2 separate regions of the Homo sapiens genome follow, and region 2 is linked to region 1. A link is a loop called in an ENCODE intact Hi-C map of the cell type or tissue named here. Cell type or tissue: PC-3. All regions are shown on one strand. Each heading gives the region's core, and the rest is flanking DNA. Links, peaks and the distances in the headings are about the cores only.

Region 1 (5,374 bases), core at 250-5,249:
CTAGGGTCTGCTGGGAAGTGTTGGATCATGGAGGTGGGTCTTCATGAATGACTTCATGAATGTCCTCCCCATGGTAATGAATGAGTTCTTGCTCTGTTAGTTCACTTGAAATCTGGTTGTTAAAAAGAGTCTGGGGCCTCCCCCCTCTATCTCTGGCTCCTCACTCTCTTGCCATGTGATACATTTGTTCCTTCTTTGCCTTTTGCCATGAGTAAAAGCTTCCTGTGGCCTCACTAGAAGTGGAGCAGATGCTGGTGCCATGCTTGTATAGCCTACAGAACTGTAAGCCAAATAAACCTCTGTTCTTTATAAGTTTTTTAAAACCCACTGATTTGGCCGGGCTCACGCCTGTAATCCCAGCACTTTGGGAGGCCGAGGCGGGCAGATCACAAGGTCAGGAGATCTAGACCATCCTGGCTAACACGGTGAAACCCCGTCTCTACTAAAAATACAAAAAATTAGCCGGGTGTGGTGGCGGGCACCTGTAGTCCCAGCTACTCGGGAGGCTGAGGCAGGAGAATGGCGTGAACCCGGGAGGCGGAGGTTGCAGTGAGCTGAGATTGCGCCACTGCACTCCACCCTGGGCGATAGAGCAAGACTCCGTCTCAAAAAACAACAACAAAAAAAAAACCACTGATTTATTTTATTCCATTTTTGGGATTGCCATTTCTTTTGTAGATCTAGGTTTTGTTCTGATACCATATTCTCTCTTCCTGAAATATTTTCTTTCTTTCTTTTTTTTTTTTTTTGGAGGTGGAGTCTCACTCTGTAACCCAGGCTGGAATGCAGGGGCACAATCTTGGCTCACTGCAACCTCCGCCTCCCAGGTCCAAGTAATTCTCCTGCCTCAGCCTCCCGAGTAGCTGGGATTACAGGTGCATGCCACCACGCCTGGCTGATTTTTTTGTATTTTAGTACAGATGGGGTTTCACCATGTTGCCCAGGCTGATCTCGACTCCTGAGCTCAGGCAATCCGCCTGTCTGGGCCTCCCAAAGTGCTGAGATTACAGGCGTGAGCCACCATGCCCAGCTTCTGAAATACTTCAACATTTTATGTGGGTTAGGTATGCTGGCAATAAATTTCCTGTTTTTGTTTGAGAAAGTCTTTCTCCTTTATTTTATTTATTTGTTTTTATTTTTTTGAGACGGAGTCTCGCTCTGTCTTGCTCCAGCCCGGGCTGGAGTGCAGTGGCGTGATCTAGGCTCACTGCAGGCTCCGTTTCCTGGGTTCACACCATTCTCCCGCCTCAGCCTCCCAAGTAGCTGGGACTACAGGCCCCCGCCACCATGCACGGCTAATTTTTTGTATTTTTAGTAGAGACAGGGTTTCGCCATGTTAGCCAGGATGGTCTCAGTCTCCTGACCTCGTGATCTGCCTGCCTCGGCCTCCCAAAGTGCTGGGATTACAGGCGTGAGCCACCGCACCTGGCTCTTCTCCTTTACTTTTAAAAGATTCTTTTTCTGGGTATGGAAGTCGTAGTTAAAAGCTGTTTTTTTCTTTCAAGATTTTAGAGAAATTACTCTCTTCTGGTTTTTATGGCTTCTCACAAGAATCCTGCTGTAATTGTTTTTGTTCTTCCATGTGTAATGTTTCTTTTATCACTAGCTGCTTTCAGTCTCTCCTCTCCTCCTCCAGCCCCCTTTCTTTTCGAGACAAGGTCTTGCTCTTTTGCCCAGGCTGAAGTGCAGTGACATGATCACAGCTCACTGCAGCTTCGACCTCCCAGGCTCAAGTGTTCTCCACCTCAGCCTCCCAAGTAGCTGAGACCACAAGTGTGGTCTAATTTTTTAAACTTTTTTGTAGAGATGAGGTCTTGCTATGTTGCCCAGGCTACTCCTGAACTCCTGGGTTCAAGCAATCCTCTCACCCCAACAAGTGCTGGGATTACAGGCACGAGCCCCATCGTACTTGGTCAGTGTTTATTTCCTTCCTTCCTTCTCCTTCCCTCCTCTCTCTCTTTCTTTCTTATTTTCATAGTCTTAGTTGCGCATGACTTTTGTCCTAATTAGTTGTGTATCCAGTTGTCTTTTGTTTTCAGAAGTAAAGAAGTGATAGGACCAGGTGTTTTTTTGTTGTTGTTTTTTAACGTTCTCTGTGCTTCTTGGATCTGCAGTTTGGTGTTTGTCATTAATTTTGGAAAATTCTCAACCGTTATTTCTTCTGCTGTTTAGAGTTGGCCTCAGTTTATTATTTGCTGTGTGTTATGCAGCACAGGCTTTGAATGTTTGTAGAGGCGGCTTGGATCTAGGATGAGGAGTGTTTTACCATGGCAGTGTTTGAAATTCTGTCTTAAGTCTTCTTTCTTTGTTGTATTTCACAGGAGGTTTCTTTGCATATTCTTCTCCCAGTTGTATTCTGCTGTTGGCTGTTGTTTGAAGCTTTTTGACTTGGAAGTGTGTAGCGGTAGTGAGATGCTGCCTCCTTTTCTGGTTAAGGCTCAGTTTTTTGTTGTTGTTATTTTTTGAGACGGAGTTTTGCTCTTGTCTCCCAGGCTGGAGTGCAGTGGCACGATCTCAGCTCACTGCAACCTCCACCTCCCGGGTTCAAGCGATTCTCCTGCCTCAGCCTCCAAAGTAGCTGCAGGCACCTGCCACCATGCCCAGCCAATTATTGTATTTTCAGTAGAGACAGAACCCTGTCTGTCTTTGACCACATTGGCCAAGCTGGTGCCAAACTCCTGACCTCAGGTGATTTGCCTGCCTCGGCCTTCCAAAGTGCTGGGATCATAGGCGTGAGCCACTGCGCCCGGCCAAGTCTCAGTTTTAGACATGTCTGGTAACCCTGGATTTCAGAGGTGCAGCTGTCTCAGTTCTTCTGCCTTTTCCCTGGCTATAATTTTGGACTCAGTGTGTAATCCTGCCCCTTTTGCAGGACTAGGTCTCTCCTGTCCCTCTCTTCCCTTCCCCCTGCTGCCCCCAAATTAGGACTTTTGTTTCTGAGTGGAGATTGAGAGGAAGGATTTGAGTGGAATTTCTTTCCCCTCCTTCCTGGCTTCTGGTCCCCTCCCTGAGTTCTGCGCTACTGTCTTTGCTTCTTCGGGCTCTTTCAGATCTTTTCAGTGATTGCCTCATGAGTGCCACGGAGAAAGAGCCTGCAAAGTAATGCAGGCTTTCCCAGTTTCTGCAGTTGCCAGAAATTGTCCTGACAGCCTGTACTCAGCCTTTCGCAATTTGTCTTTTATTCTTGCTGAACTCTTCTTACTAGTGTGTCTGATTGTGTCTACCCCAGGTGAGTGTATTTGTTTTCTTTCCCTGAAGGCACTTAAGATTATGGGCCAGTGTTTGTTCTGTAACCACAGCTCTCCAGCAGGTTCAGAAACAGTCATGGATATGAAGTTAGTCTGGCTGTTTTGCACTGTAAGGTTGAGCATTATGCTGTCCCAGGTCTCTTCATCCTAGGGCAGAAGACAGAAGCAGCCATGTCTTGAGGAACAGAAGTTTTTTGGTGTAAGTCCAGTTTACCAATTTTTTTAATGATTAGTGCTTTTGGGGTCTCAAGAGATCTTTGTCTACTCCAAGGTTGGGAAAACCTTCTTCTTTGTTTTCTTCTAGAGGTTTTATAATTTTAGCTGTTATATATAGGTCTGTGATCTATTTCAACTTAATTTTGGGTATGGTGTGAGGTGAAGTTGGAGGTGTCCCCCACTCCATATTCATATCCAGTTGTGTACCATTTATTGAGAGATCTCTCCCTATGGAATCACCTTGTTCATTTGTCCTTTAACAATGTTCTTTAAACAACATTTCTTAAAAAAATTAGCGGTGCTTGGTGGCTCGCACCTGTAATCCCAGCTACTCAGGAGGCTAAGCAGGAGAATCGCTTGAACCTGGGAGGCAGAGGTTGCAGTGAGTGAAGATTGTGCCACTGCACTCCAGCCTGGGCGACAGAGTGAGATTCCGTCTCAAAAAAAAAAAAAAAACACCCATCTCTAAAGAATATTTCTTACTGTTAAATACTATAAAAATGCATAAAAGTAATGTACAGGTTTGCAAATTAATTTGACCCCTGGTATAAGCACCATTCAGATAAGGAAATAGAACATTACCAGGACTCCAAAAGCCTGCTAAAGGCTACTACTCGATTACAGTTTCCTTTCTTTTCCTTTCGTTAAACATACTAAATGGCAGGGTGCGGTGGCTCAAGCCTGTAATCCCAGCACTTTGGGAGGCCGAGGTGGGCAGATCATGAGGTCAAGAAATCGAGACCATCCTGGCCAACATAGTGAAACCCCATCTTTACTAAAAATACAAAAATTAGCTGGGCGTGGTGGTGTGTGCCTGTAGTCCCAGCTACTCAGGAGGCTGAGGCAGGAGAATTGCTTCAACCCAGGTGACGGAGGTTGCAGTGAGCCGAGACCGTGCCACTGCACTCCAGCCTGGCGACAGAGCAAGACTCTGTCTCAAAAAAAGGAAAAAAAAAACAAACCAAAACTAAACATCCCAACACTATAGTTTTGCCTGTTTTTGTACCTTATATAAATGGAAGCATCCATACTGAATACGGTATATAACTTGTCTCACCCAACAATATTTGAAAGATTTATTTGTTTTGAACTTAGCTATGGTTTATCCATTTTAATTCCTGTATAGTATTTCACCATATAGATGACTGTTCATTCATTCTACAGTTTATGGGTTATTTCCAGTTTGGGACTGGCATGAATACTCTTGTACATGTATTTTGGTGCATACAGGACTTAATATGAGGAAAGATAGATATCCAGAAAAGGAATTACTGGGTCATAGTCTACATGTATTTTCACAGTCTTCATGTAATGCCTATTTCCCAAAGTGGTTATACCTATTTTCACTCTACCAGCAGTGCTTGAGAGTTCCCATTGTTTCATGTTTTTGGCTGAGCGTGGGTTTTGTCCTAATTTTTTGTTTCAGCCTCTCTGGTGGGTAAATGGTGGTACTATGATTTAATTTATCTGTGATATCTGTGACATATGTTTATGTCTATGGACCATTTGGGTCATCTGTTGTGAAGAACCCGTTCAAGTCTTTTGCCCAATTTTTTCAGTCAAGTTGTATATCTTTTTCCTATTTTTCTCATTTTTCACTTTTTTTTGTCATTTTTTTCATTTTCTTAATGTTTATCAAATAGAAGTTTTAAATTTTAGGCTGGGCATGGTGGTTCATGCCTGTAATCCTAGCCCTTTGGGGAGGCCAAAGTGGGCGGATCACCTGAGGTCAGGCGTTCAAGACGAGCCTGGCCAACATGGCAAAACCCCGTCTTTACTAAAAAATACAGAAATTAGCTGGGTGTGGTGGCGGGCACCTGTAGTCCTAGCTGCTTGGGAGGCTGAGGCAGGGATAATTGCTTGAACCTGGGAGGTGGAGGTTGCAGTGAGCCAAGATTGTGCTACTGCAC
Region 2 (5,374 bases), core at 73-5,072, 51 kb after region 1:
CAGGTGGGGACTTGGACTCTGAACAGAGTCCAAAGGTGGTACAGGGCATCACATGGCGAGAGGGCTGAGCATCAGTTTTGGGTGCTTTCTTAGTGGTAAACCTACATTTTGAAACAAATACAGTAAGCATTGGCCTTGGTCTTTATCTGATTCTCAAGTTGATGGACCCTCTTAGAAAAATTTACATACAGCCCGGGTGTGGTGGCTCATACCTGTAATCCTCGCACTTTGGGAAGCCAAAGTGGGAGGATCACTTGAGCCCAGGAGCTTGAGACTAGCCTAGGCAACATGGGGAGACCCCACCTATACCAAAAAAATTTAAAATTAAATTAACCAGGCGTGATGACGCATGCTACTCAAGAGGCTGTGAGGCAAGAGGATCATTTGAGCTCAGGGTTGAGGCTGTGGTGAGCCAGTGTACTCCAGCTTGGGAATAGAGTGAGATCCTATCTCAAAAAGAAAAGAAAAAATTACATACATGTAATTGTAAGTCATTTCAGGGGGTTCACAGACTTCCTCAAGCTTCACTGCGCCAAGCCATGGGGAGGTATCTATTCTGAGAAGAGGTAGCGAGGTGAATGGGTAGGGTGAGGGGTGGGGGTGGGGCAGGGGGGCAGTTATCCTGTTTCAAGGTCTGAGTCCACTGGGTAGTGCCACCAGGCTTCCTTCTGGTACCTCGTCCTTCCTCTGGCATCTCTCGCAGCACAGCCTCCCCGTCTCTACCTGAGAGTCTGCCTGCCCTTCAGAGGTTCAAATCCAGAGCCCCTCCTCTGTCTTCTACAAGAACACTGGCTCAGGTTAAGAAGGATGCTCTCCAGCCCACCTAAACCTGGTGCCCAGAGAGACTCTGGTAGTGAAGACAGCAGCTGTTGCTGCTCTCCAGAAAATGCTGGCGAGGTCTGCACCTCCTCAGATAGTTACTGTAGGATACTGTTTTATGAAGCTGACAAAAATTAATTTGAACCATATTTATTAGAGCAAATTCCTAGCAGTTGACATAGAAATAATTTCTTGTGGCTTGAGGCCGGGTGCGGTGGCTCACGCCTGTAATTCCAGCACTTTGGGAGGCCGAGGCAGGCAGATCACCTGAGGTCAGGAGTTCAAGACCAGCCTGGCCAATATGATGAAACCCCGTCTCTACTAAAAATAACAAAAATTAGCCGGGCATGGTGGCGGGCGCCTGTAGTCCCAGCTACTCGGGAGGCTGAGGCAGGAGAATCACTTGAACCCGGGAGGCAGAGGTTGCATTGAGCCAAGATTGTGCCAGTGCACTCCAGTCTGGGCAACAGAGCGAGACTCTGTCTCACACACAAAACAAAACAAAATAAAAAAGAAATAATTTCTTGTGGCTTGAAAAAAATGCATACACCCAGAAGCTGTTTGATTAGTGTCTTTTTTCACTTCCTTTACACATAGAAATACCCACATTGATTTCTAGGGGTCCAGCAGACTAGATACCCTTAACTATTCCTTCCTCCAAGGGAAACAACTGAATTTACTAGATAATAAAAAAATAAGCCAGGCGTGGTGGCTTACGGCTATAATCCCAGCACTTTGGGAGGCCGAGGTGGTTGGATCACCTGAGGTCAGGAGTTAGAGACCAGCCTGGCCAACGTGATGAAACCCCGTCTCTACTAAAAATGCAAAAAATTAGCCTGGCGTGGTGGCACGCGCCTATAATCCCAGCTACTTGGGAGGCTGAGGCAGGAGAATTGCTTGAACCTGGGAGGTGGAGGTTGCAGTGAGCCGAGATGGGGCCGCTGCACTCCAGCCTGGGCAACAAGAGCAAAACTCCGTCTCAAAAAAAAGATGAAATCTTTTAAAGTGTATGGCTGAGATGGCATGAAAGGGAGTAAGTCGTAGTGGTGAAAAACCAATTGAAAGCTGGAATCCTGAGAAATACATGGGCTTGAAAGTCAGCATTTGCTGTGGGTATTTCTTCTGATCCTGGGAGACAAGAGACAACCTAGCCCAGGATGGGGTCTGCACATAATGCTGGGACTGTAAGTGACGACACTAGTAAGGTTGAAGTGGAAACTCCGAGCACCGAAAGGGACAGCAGGGATCTGCAGCTCTCGTGGCCTTGGGGTGGAGATGCAGGGAGTACAGCTTCCCAGAGACTTGGTAGCTGTCAGCCAGCTGCCACATGAGCTGGAGTGTGAATAAATGTTGGTGTGGTATGAACAGCCCAAGCCTGGAAGTTACTTTACAGTGGTCCAGGATTGCTGGTAAAGTCAGGCAGCATGCAGATCACCTCTGGAAACCTTCAATCTGACCTCAGAGAATTCGAATAGATAAAATCCCCCCAAATGAGCAGCTCACAGTAAAAAAAGTCATAAAACACAAGGTTCATGACAGCACAGTTAAAAGCCAGCAGAAGCAGTAGACAGAATCACATAACAAAGATATTTAAATTTTCAAAAAAGAATATAGAGTAACTTTGTTAACTGTGCTTAAAGAAGCTTTGTAAAAGTTTGAAATTGGGAGTTAAGGATTAATACTCTAAAGAATGATAATTCAGATTTGAAAAAATATCAAAACTAGAAACAAAAACTTTTTTTAGAGATGATAGCTGAGAAATTCTCAGAATTACTGAAAAATACTAGTGTTCAGCAAGGAAACGTATCAGATTTCCCAAGTAAGATGTTGAAAAATCCTTCTCTGGTTATAGTATAATGACAGCTACAGAACATCAAAGAAAAAGTGATCTCAAACACAAAACACAGGACTTTGTTGAAAATGGTCTGTGAGATGTTATAATGTGTAATTCTGGATTCTGGGTAGAGACTACAATGAATCTATGTACTCCTTACCCAGATGCGCAGTTAATCAGCATTTTGCCACTCTGACTTCATTATGCCTTCTTTTTCTTCCACTTTCTCTTCCCTCTTTTTGATGCAGTATTTTAGTATGGGTCCCAGACAATGTGCTTTTTGTCTTAGAATATTCCAATAAGTGTCTCTAAAAATAGTCATCCATTATCTTCTGTAGCCACAGTTCCATTGTCACATCCATGAAGACTGACGGTAATAGTAATTTCTTACCGACTAATGCCAGCCAATCTCTTTTTATGGTTGGGTTATTCCAATCAGGACCCAAAAATCTTCACAAATTCATAGCCACATTATTACACTGCCATCCAGTGATCTATGCAGCACCAGCTTAAGATAAACTCGGTGTCTCAGGGCAGTAATTCTCAACAGTTTTGGACTTAGGCCCCTTTATACTTAAAAATTTAGGACCCCGAAGTGTGCTTTTTTATGCAGACTTACATCAGTACTTGCTGTATTGAAATTCAAACTGAGAAAATTTTTTAAATGCTTATTGTCATTTTAAAAATGTAAACTCTCATTAGATTACATAAATTGCATATTTTAACATATATTAGAGAATGTAACAAATAATACACTTTTACATTAGATAATGTAACATAAATTACATATGTAAAAATAACTATTTTCCAAAATAAAACATTGTTGCCCAGGCTGGAGTGCAGTGGTGAGATCTTGGCTCACTGAAACCTCTGCCTCCCCAGTTCAAGCGATTCTCCTGCCCCAGCCTCCCAAATAACTGGGATTACAGGTGCCTGCCACCACATCTGGCTAATTTTTTTGTATTTCTTTTAGTAGAGATGGGGTTTCACCATGTTGGCCAGGCTGGTCTCGAACTCCTGACCTCAGGTGATCTGCCCGCCTCGGCCTCCCAAAGTTTTGGGATTATGGGCGTGAGCCAGCGCACCCGGCCAACATATTTCTTAAGAAGAGTGGGTCACTCACACCTCTCCAGATCTCTCTGTAAAAGCAGTGGGAGTCTCATCTGCATTCAGTCTGTTGTCATAGGTTGTCTGGTTGAAGTTATTGAAGAAAATTCAACTTTTTACAGATAATGTAGTTGGAAAAAGGACGAATTTTTTTTTTTTTGAGACGGAGTCTTAGTTGGAAAAAGGAATAATTTGTCTTTTTGTGTTTTTTTTGAGACAGAGTCTCACTCTGTCTCAAAAAAAAATCTCGCTCTGTCTCGCTGTGTCCCTCATGATCTCGGCTCACTGCAACCTCTGCTTCCTGGGTTCAAGTGATTCTCCTGCCTCAGCCTCCCGAGTAGCTGGAACTACAGGTGGGTGCCACCACGCCAGGCTAATTTTTTGTATTTTTAGTAGAGTCGGGGTTTCACTGTGTTAGCCAGGATGGTCTCGATCTCCTGACCTCGTGATTCGCCTGCCTTAGCCTCCCAAAGTGCTGGAATTACAGCCGTGAGCCACCGTGCCCTGCCAGGAAGAATATTTTAATAGCCTCTTCAAATCCTGATAGATCTTCTCTGAGAGTACACCAACGCGGGAGAGTTTCTTAATGGTTAGTTGCGATGTAGAGTCTGAAACTGTATCACTGAACTTACCCTACTCTGTTCCGTTAAAATCCACAGGCTCCAGCTCACCCCATGAATGGATTCTCTACTTATACATGGTTTGCTAGTGTCATTCATAGGTCATTTTGCAAATATTGATTCACTGAGTATCTTCTGGATGTTGACAGTTTTATTAATATAAAAAATGATATTTGTTTATATCAGCACTGATCTCATCAGAAAGCTCTTTAAATGTGTAGGATCTTTCAAGCCAACAGCAGCAAATGCAAATTTTCTAAAGTTTTCTTTTTTGCTTGAAAGCTTAGATTTTATGATTAGCCACAGATTGTGTCACTTGTTTTCTTTGAAGCAACATGTTAATTTGCTGTGCAAACTCTGCCAGCTAGTTAGCTCTTCTGAACAGCACCCCCATTCTACTTGTTTTTGCTGAACTCACTGGATACTCTTGGACATAGAAAGGTATTCTCAGAAATGCAACTTTACTGGAGAATGCCCTCACGTGAGGTTTATTCCACACTGCCTGGGGGATCAAACAGGATAATGAGTCATATTTTTTGTATTTACTTTAAATATTAAAGTAAAATTGGGGGAGTGGGCATGGTGGCCCACACCTGTAATCCCAGCACTTTGGGAGGCCAAGGTGGGTGGATTACTTGAGCCCAGGAGTTCAAGACCAGCCTGGGCAACATGGTGAGATCCCGTCTCTACAGAAGATACAAAAATTAGCTGAGCGTGATAGTGTACACCTGTAGTCCCAGCCACTCCGGAGGCTGAGGCAAGAGGATTGCTTGAGCCTGGGAGGCGGAGGTTGCAGTGAGCCAAGATTACACCACTGCACTCCAGCCTGGGCGACAGAGTGAGACCCTGTCTCAGTCAATTGACCAATCACTCAATATTTTTTTAAAAGAAATCTAAAAAATAAAATAAAATTGTCACTAGGCTTAAGTTATGCTTCTAGTCATCTAGGAAACACCTCACCAGGCTATAATAGTGAAGTCTAAATTTTCATCGA

Evidence for each region. Hi-C counts contacts between places; a loop is a spot of excess contacts. Peaks named below come from ENCODE experiments on the same cell type or tissue, not always from the same donor. Only the 100,000 strongest peaks of a DNase experiment are listed, where the experiment ranks them.
Region 2: a loop joins it to region 1, with 1.9 times the contacts of the local background. A loop is called at or near these places in 2 of 110 quality-filtered maps.

Annotation. Positions count from the first base shown.
Region 1 is chr4:2,580,522-2,585,895 of GRCh38, forward strand. All of the region lies in intron 1 of FAM193A (family with sequence similarity 193 member A), which reads left to right. Among named protein-coding and RNA genes, the nearest start is that of FAM193A, 47 kb to the left of the region's middle. In PC-3, for the core only: no CTCF peak of the experiment used is centred there; a DNase peak (open chromatin) is centred at 3,260; H3K27ac peaks cover 655 bases.
Region 2 is chr4:2,632,094-2,637,467 of GRCh38, forward strand. The region is part of intron 5 of FAM193A (family with sequence similarity 193 member A); the gene reads left to right. Among named protein-coding and RNA genes, the nearest start is that of FAM193A, 98 kb to the left of the region's middle. In PC-3, for the core only: no CTCF peak of the experiment used is centred there; no DNase peak of the experiment used is centred there; H3K27ac peaks cover 301 bases.